Linked DNA regions of Homo sapiens: region 2 is linked to region 1. Evidence: chromatin contacts called from ENCODE Hi-C or POLR2A ChIA-PET data. All regions are on one chromosome and are shown on one strand. Each heading gives the region's core, a stretch centred on a gene start or an enhancer-like site at or near the end of the contact. The rest is flanking DNA. Distances are from core to core; before and after follow the strand shown.

Region 1 (4,385 bases), core at 1,850-4,349:
GAGACAGGGTTTCCCCATGTTGGCCAGGCTGGTCTTGAACTCCTGACCTCAGGTGATCCACCCACCTCGGCCTCCCAAAGTGCTAGGATTTTCCCATAGTGCTGAGATTACAGGCGTGAGCCACCTTGCTTGGCACACTCTGCTTTTACTGTATGATATTTGCCTCATTCTTCTTCCTTCACAGGGAGGGTATTAGGGTCTAAGAAATGTAGAGATGGGTGGGAGAAGGTGGGTCTGTGCTTCCGTGTCTTTGGTTAAATCTGTCTAACAGAAAGGAAAGGCTTCTTTGATGCTTAAATCACATCCTTGTTATTCAAGTTGTCCCCTACTTCTCCTACGACTTCCCTCTCCACGAATACATACAAAACAGAATGCATATTCATTGAGTTTGAAAAGTACAGGCTTCTCAGTGAAATAAGCCAGTCACAAAAGGACAAGTCCCCTACAATTCCACTTACATGAGGTATCTCAAGTAGTCGTGTTCATCGAGAGAGAAAGTAGAGTGGTGGTTTGTTGTCAGGGGCTGTGGGAAGCGAGACTAGGGAGCTCTTGTTTCATGGGTACAAGTTTCAGTTTTGCAAGATGAAAAGAGTTCTCGAGATTGATTGTACAACAATCTGAATGTACTTAACAGTACTGAACTATACACTTAAAAAAGGTTAAGATGGCACATTTTAGGTTAGCGTATTTTACCCTAACTTTTTAAAACATGGACTTTTTATAAAAGATTCAGACATGTTTCTTCTTGCCATGTGCTGGGACTTACACCACTAGCTAAGTTTGCCACAAAAGTTCCATGTTATTCCCCAATGTAGTAAGGAAATTATACAACAAAACCATTAACAGCTGGAATAGAATAGCTTTTTAAAGTTTCCAGAGAAACGGGTCATTTAATCAGTACCTACGTTAGCTTATCCATTTGAAAAATGGGGGTTGGGTGTTTGCTCCCCACCCTCTGTCTCAGTGCTGAGATTCGAAGGAACGCTGAACACCTCTATTTCCCTTCATCGCCGATGTTCCCAACAGGTCACAGTTTGCTGTGGACATGCAGACAACATCCTCCAGAGGACTGGTGTTTCACACGGGCACTAAGAACTCCTTTATGGCTCTTTATCTTTCAAAAGGACGTCTGGTCTTTGCACTGGGGACAGATGGGAAAAAATTGAGGATCAAAAGCAAGGAGAAATGCAATGATGGGAAATGGCACACGGTAAGAGCTGGGGCTGTGTCAGTATCTCCAGTTGGTGTGGAATTCACTGTTGGAGTCGCTGAAAATAGGAGTCCCAGCATCCTTCCCAGACATGAGGGCGTGGAGTGGGAGAGCTTGTGTGCTTGCAGGCGCTGCGTTCCCAGCATCTCAGTACTGGAGGCCGCGGCACACACATTGCATGGCTGTCATCCTAGACAGTAAAGTCAAGATGGGCTTTACTGATGCTTCTTCCATCCCCTCCAGCCCTCCCCCAGGCTGCCTCATGCCCCTTGCCTACTCTAACTCCTTCATCCTGGACCATTTCTTCCCCTTATGGCCAATTTCCAGGCCTCCAGGCCCCTCTCTGGACCTGGAATGACCCTAGCATCTTGGCTCTTGCTTAAAGCCATTCCAGATTTCAAGAAATACCATTTAAGGCAATAAGGGACCTATTTATTTCTCTAATGAGGCAACTGGACTTCAGAAAATGTAAGTGACTTGACAAGTTGCATTCCCTTAGTCATTCAGCTGCCTTCCTGGAACACATAAGCAAACAATCCTCAATGTAATGTCAGAGATTGGTAAGTGCTTTGAGAAAACACTAGAGCAAGGTAAGAAAATGACAGAGCAGGGAGACTATTTTAAATAAGGCAGTAGAGAAAGCCCTGGTACAGCAGGTGGTAGTCACATGAAGTTATGGGGAGGGGGTTCCAGGAAGAGGGAAGAGCAAATAACAAGGACCTGGAGGTGGGAATTAGCTGAATGAACAAAACACAAAGCAATAAGAAATGGAATTAGAGAGGAAGACAGAGCCCAGATCATTTAAGCTTTGAAGGCCAAGCTCCGACTTTGGACTTTATTTGAAAGTGTCTGTAAAGCTTTTAAAGAGTCTTAAAACTCTTGGCCAGGCGCGGTGGCTCATGCCTGTAATCCCAGCACTTTGGGAGGCCAAGGCGGGCTGATCACAAGGTCAGGAGTTCGAGACCAGCCCGACCAACATGGTGAAACCCCATCTTTACTAAAAATACAAACATTAGCTGGGCATGGTGGCATGCACCTGTAATCCCAGCTACTCAGGAGGCTGAGGCAGGAGAATCGCTTGAACTCAGGAGGTGGAGGTTGCAGTGAGCCGAGATCACACCACTGCACTCCAGCCTGGGCGACAGAGCAAGACTCTGTCAAAAAAATAAAAATAAAAAAAATAAAACTCTTACATGTACAGATTCATATATTATTTAATTCTTTAGCTGAAGAGACTGCCAGGGGGCAAGAGTAGCAGCAGGGGGCCCACATGGCTGCTATTGCCTTTGCTTGCGGAGGCTGTGGGGAGGTCGGGAGAAGTGACCGCCAGGACGCATGCTGAAGGTAGAACCACGCGGCCTTGCTGATGGATCACATATAGAGGGTGAGAGGAAGAGAGGGTCCAGATCACATCCTGTGATTTGGGGCCAGCAATTGAGTCATTAGTGGGCATTTACTGAGATGAAGATGGAGAAGAGGCAGATGTGGCCAGGAGGAGAGCAGTTCAGAGCTGGGGGAGAATGAGGATTTCTGTCGTGAACATCTCAGGGTTGAGTGGCCTGTCAGACCTTCAAGCCCAGGTGTCAGCAGGCAGTAGAGGCCAAAGGTCACAGCTTGGCATATAAATGGAAGTGTCCGTAGTGAATAGTCTCACCACACCTATGAGATGGCAGAATCCACACCAGACCCCAGGGATCAGAAATTTTAGCAAAGAGTTTAAACACTCCTCTTGTTTGAAGAGAAGTGCCCTCGTTCTACCTGCTCCAAGAGGCCAGCCCAGGGTGCCACGACTCCAACACACCCCCGTCCCCAGCACTGTATAAACTGTCCCTGCCCCTTTGTTACATGGAGGGGGTTGCCTGTGGCTGTGCCTTGAACTGTTTCTCTTTTGTGTAAGTTTCCAGATGAATTCTATAATCTCTTTTGATTAGTTCACTTCTAAGCAACCTTTTTTTTTCAGTTCCCCTTTTGAGCTCAGTTTGTTCAGTATTTCACATAATCTCACAAAACGATGGTGATAGTGATAACCGGAGGAAAAAATCTCTCATCTTTTGAAGCTATTTGAAGGAGCATGAAAACATTTTTTTTTAATTTGGCCACTAATATTTAATAAAATACAACACCAATTGTCAAAGGTAAAAATACAACTCACGTATCTTTCTTACTCTGAAGGTGGTGTTTGGCCATGATGGGGAAAAGGGGCGCTTGGTTGTGGATGGACTGAGGGCCCGGGAGGGAAGTTTGCCTGGAAACTCCACCATCAGCATCAGAGCGCCAGTTTACCTGGGATCACCTCCATCAGGGAAACCAAAGGTAAATAGTTATGTTCAGAGCCATGGACAGAAACAATTCACCTTATATTATAGGCATAATTGTATGAGATATTCAAAATACTCACCATATGAGAATCTCAAAATACTTTAAATGATTTTTAAGGATCTAATTAATGTTCACAACCACATAGAGTAAGTGCCCATTTCTTAACCCAAAGCCTTCATTTCTAAGGTGCAGGTTGAGACGCAGGCCCTGAAAGGGTGAAGATAGAGCTTCTCTGCCACTTCCTAAACCTGAATCTATTGGCTTCTCCTCCAGGGAATGCAAAAACGTAGGTTTTAGGTTATAGACAGAGATTTTTTGGTTAACATAATGTGTTTCAAATTACAGTAATTTGTGCCATTTTCACCATCTTTGCCATAAGGTAAAACATTGGCTTAACTGTTTTCTCTCCATCAAACTATTTATTTTAAATGTGCTTCTATGGGATCTTTTTATCTCTCCCATAAATGGAAACCCAATATTCTTTACCATAAATAATAGATAACCCTGAGAAATAAACATTTGAAAACCAAACACTGTTAATATCAAACTAAGTAGTGTGACCTATGTGTTCTTTGCTTGGAGAAAAAGGTGCTTAACACGTAATCAAGAGGGTGTTTAAGACATACTAGCACAAAGCCAAAAGCTGTTCCTTGTCCTCGTCCAAACGCTAGAAAGAGAATTGAAAAAGGAATAACTTAATAATGGAATATGTGTTTTAATGTTATTTGATGTCTGAAATAACAAAATTATCTCAAAAACCCATCTTGGGAATGCCAGACGAAGGGAAAGTTGGGACTCCCTCTGTCCCCAGAGAGGAGGGGTGCTTTTCTAGGTTTGTCAAGTTCAAGGCTCTGAT
Region 2 (3,845 bases), core at 853-3,352, 69 kb after region 1:
CCCTTATTGACTAGACTGCTTCAGGGATCTGGGCAAATGGTTCCACAGATCCAAAGTTCCAGCAGCCTGTAAGTGCATGTTGTCAGGGTGACCTCGGGCAGTGTGTGGCCAGGGGAGCCCTCCATGCCAATGGCCTCATGTGGGCCTCAATGAGCAGTACAGTCCCTAAGACCTGCGTTTGAGGGCCCTGCCCATCAAAACACACACACACACACACACACACACACACACACACGCATAAATTTATTTAAAAACATACAAGCACCTCTGTAACTTGGGATCTGGCATTCAGTGCTGCCTCAGTGGGGTGCATAACCCTCAACATCCATTCTCATGATTGATGCCATGCAGGCTCCAGGGAACGCTTCTTCTCATCTTTAGCTCAGTGCCCTAAAAACAAAAGGTTACAGCCTCTCAGTGCCATGAAGGATGGTGACACTGCTGATGTTTGAGACTAACATTATGTTAAATCCAAGAAAACCTAGATTTTCTTTTAAAGGTCAGCTTGTCAAATCCTTCTTCTCAGACAGCATGAATGCAGTGACTCCTGCATTACAACGTACTGTTTCCCAAGGATGTGAATCGTCCATTTTCTTGCTTCTGTCAGTGTTCCAGTTTGTGGTTCCAGATGTACTCAAGAATTAGCATGGCTTTGCAACAGTTACACATGACACTTAAGGAGTGGCAGTAATTCTTATTACTCTAAAATTTCTATTTATAAAAGTTGAAAATCCTGTATGGATTTAGATATTCTTATAAGGGATGGTACAATTTACAAAATAAGTAAAAGCAACTTACATGACAAAATTATTTTGCATTTTTCTGTAATAACTTATTATATTGGTCCCATGATAATGGATGACATAATGTTTAAAATTCAGGAGTTATTTCTAAACCTGAGGATTGCTTTCATTTAAAAAAAATTCTGTTATAAATGTTTCAGCAAAGTTTCTTCAAGTTGAAATTAATAAACTACACTCTAAAAACGACAGCGACTCAAGGAAGGTTGTCCAATTTGGCATTAGAGCATAATCTTGATTGCAACACTACATTAAGGGATTTTGCTAAATTAGAGAAAAATAAATTTGTGGAAAAAACATAAAGATGATTTATGAATTGCTTGTCTCTAGAATATTAGGCATCCAGATATCACCAGCCCATCATCAGAACAGTGAGACTTCTGTGATAATGGTTAAATTCAGTCACTTTTGATGTTTTGCTGACATTTGGTCATATGAACGCCAAAGCTTTGCAAGAATAATTGGCAGTGTGAGAATAGAACACACTTTGGCAGCTGAATTTATAACTTTTAAATATTTGGGCACATGGCATATAGGCCTCCATTTCTCCTCCTGCCCCACTGCGCAAATGTTGGTGGCGGGCTGGAGTGGGTGGTACCGGGATCCGAGGGGCTCTGCCTTGCAGTCCCGCAGCGCGGGGCTCCGGGGAGCTGCGGGGCAGGTGCCAGAGACCCCGCCCCCGCCGCCCACCTCCTCGGGAATTGGCTGCCCTGGTCCTAGGGGGCGGCCCCAGGGTCGGGATGAAGTCTGGGGTCGCGGGCGCGGGCTGCGTGGGGTTTCAGTTACTCGTGGAGTTTCAGTTACTCGTGGACAAAGCGCCGCGCGCTAGCATAGCGGCCCGGGCGGAGTTCCCCTTCCCTTTCCCTTTCCTTCCACATCCGCACGCTCGTTCTCCCTCCGCGCCTTGCCCTCCTCCCGACTCCTGGGTCCGGCCCCTTCGGGGGAGGGTGGGGCGCTCGGGTCTCCGGGTCTCGCGTGCGTGTGTCCGAGCAGTCCTGGGCGGTGGGCGAAGGCGCGGCTTGGGGACCCGGGAGGGGCCGGGGCGCGGGGGCTGCAGGAAGTGGAGGCGGCCGCCGCTCGGGGACCGGCTTGGCGGGGTGAGAGACACCCGGAAACGGATTCCGCTTCGGGGCCCGCGCGAGTTGGGTGCTTCGGAGGGCGCGAGAGGAGCGGGCGGGTGCTGCTGAGTAATCCCCGCGGCGGCGGCCGGACGCCCACCTCCCACGCCGCGCCGCAGCCGGGCCGCGGCTCCTCCCTCCGCGGTCCTTCCCTCCTCTTCCCTCCCGTCTTCTCCCCTCCCCTCCCCTCCCCTCCCGGCTCCGCTTGGCTCCGGGCAGGTAGAGCCGGGCTCCGGGCGCGCGCGGGGCCGCAGCAGCTGCTCCCGATCTCGCCTCGGCCCAGCGCAGGGCCTCGCACGCCCATGGCCGGCTCGGAGCAGCAGCGGCCGCGGCGGCGGGACGACGGAGACTCGGACGCGGCAGCGGCGGCGGCGGCGCCCCTGCAGGACGCGGAGCTGGCCCTGGCCGGCATCAACATGCTGCTCAACAACGGCTTCAGGGAGTCGGACCAGCTTTTCAAACAATACAGGTGACCCACGCGTCCCCGATTCCCCAACCCTGCAGCGCGCACCTCGTGTCCGGCTCACGCGCCTCGACCTGCGGCCCCCGGGAGCCCCCTCCCCCTCCTGTCGGTCACCGATTCCGGTCCTCAGGTCTCCTCCCTGGCAAGATCAGCCAGAGGGAATGCGCCTCTGCCACATCTCCTCGTCCACCCCCTACCCCCGGCTCCGTTGTCCTTTCCCTCCCGGGACCCGCCGCGCGCCCGCCCCGCGCGCCCGCAGTCCCCCTCTCACTTTCTCCCAGCCTCGCCCTCCCACAGACGTGCCCGGTGCCGGTAGGCTCCTCTCTGCAGGGCAGCTGGCTTTGGGACCGGATGAGATTTGAGGCAGCAGCGAGCCTGGGACCCGGGCTTGTCGTGACTCTGGCTCGCGTGCTGCCCCGGCAGCCTTTGTGACACGGAGCCCTCCGGCTGCCTGCTCCTCGCGCCTCGCATGGCTCTGCAACATTGTGCAATTCCAGACGCTTTTATTGTTTGAAAACAGATACGCACAATTGCTTTGCCGTGCAGGAATTTAAAAATTTCAGCTCAACTCTGCCCACTCATCTCTCTGCCTTGTCTTCTGCAAACTCAGTCCTCAAAATGAGTTCCTGATGTCTTTCAAGCAGGCGTTATTTATTAAGAATTTTTCCAACGTAAATAAAGGAAGGAAGAAAATGGAGGGATTTTTAAAAAGTATGAGAATGGTAGGAAAACACGTGTGTTCAGTTAATTTTTTATTTGTCTTTTAAAAAATAAAGCGAAAGAACTGAAACCTGGTAGTTTTCCTGTGGGAGTGGAAGGAACCTTCATTTCTTTGGGGACCTGGAGTGTTTGTTCTCGGGTTGAGGAAGCAAGTTTGTGATTTGCCGTCTGATTGTTGACGAGCCTTAAGGACGTTGATTAGCAGCTTTCCCCAACACGTTTAAGGACCACATGCTTCACGCTATGGAGACCCTGTAGTTTGGTTGGAATGAGAGGACCAATGTACAACTGTGACCGGGAGACAGAGTCTGTAAGAATGAGAATGCCTAAAGTCTCAGACCTCAGAGAATGGTGGTTTCTACCCAGCAGAGCTTCCACCTTCTTAATGGCGAAGCAAGTATCTCACAACTGTGAACTTTTCACTAAAGCCCTTTTACTTTTAAATCGGTGATTTTTTCCCCCCTTTGGTCTGAAAGTAAAAACAACTTCGCTTTACTTAGAACATTTCATTTTTAAAGCATACAGGTCTGGTTTCAAGATGGAGTTTCATCAAAGGCTGTTGATGGGGGATTTAAAAGGTTTACTTGTCACACAATTTCTCTTTTGTAGTTTTTAAGAAGCCCTCAGGAAAAAAGGTGTGAATATTTCCTGTACCGTGCTATGATTCCTTTTTTAGACTACCAGTTTGTGTCGTATGAGAGAAGGATGGAGATAGTTGTAGAGTCAAATTTACCCTTTTTAGTT

Evidence for each region. Hi-C counts contacts between places; a loop is a spot of excess contacts on that map. ChIA-PET counts read pairs that join two places held with the same protein, here RNA polymerase II (POLR2A). Pooled maps may share reads with other maps.
Region 2: a map of dorsolateral prefrontal cortex shows a loop between it and region 1 (2.0-fold over the local background). The contact joins the promoter of TTC39C here to the enhancer-like site in region 1. A Hi-C loop is called at or near these places in 9 of 168 maps with a recorded cell type or tissue (CD4-positive, alpha-beta T cell, GM12878, OCI-LY7 and 6 more), 18 of 37 single-sample maps with no recorded cell type and 16 of 50 pooled maps. POLR2A ChIA-PET finds 5 or more read pairs at or near these places in 9 of 52 experiments (BJ, GM12878, H1 and 6 more).

What each region holds. Positions count from the first base shown.
Region 1 is chr18:23,942,762-23,947,146 of GRCh38, forward strand. LAMA3 (laminin subunit alpha 3) reads left to right here. Exons shown (of 75, transcript NM_198129.4): 69 at 1,027-1,210; 70 at 3,383-3,523. Among named protein-coding and RNA genes, the nearest start is that of LINC02958, 38 kb to the right of the region's middle. Within about 2 kb of position 3,100, at least 3 of the 41 ENCODE cell types and tissues checked have a DNase peak (open chromatin) inside an H3K27ac peak, as active enhancers do; they include GM12878 and OCI-LY7, where a contact is called at or near this core.
Region 2 is chr18:24,012,652-24,016,496 of GRCh38, forward strand. It overlaps TTC39C (tetratricopeptide repeat domain 39C), which reads left to right and starts at 2,103. Exons shown (of 14, transcript NM_001135993.2): 1 at 2,103-2,387. The coding sequence starts at 2,221. TTC39C-AS1 (TTC39C antisense RNA 1) reads right to left here and starts at 2,809. Exons shown (of 6, transcript NR_110796.1): 1 at 2,653-2,809; 2 at 266-390. RefSeq lists silencers at 1,340-2,259, 2,340-2,519.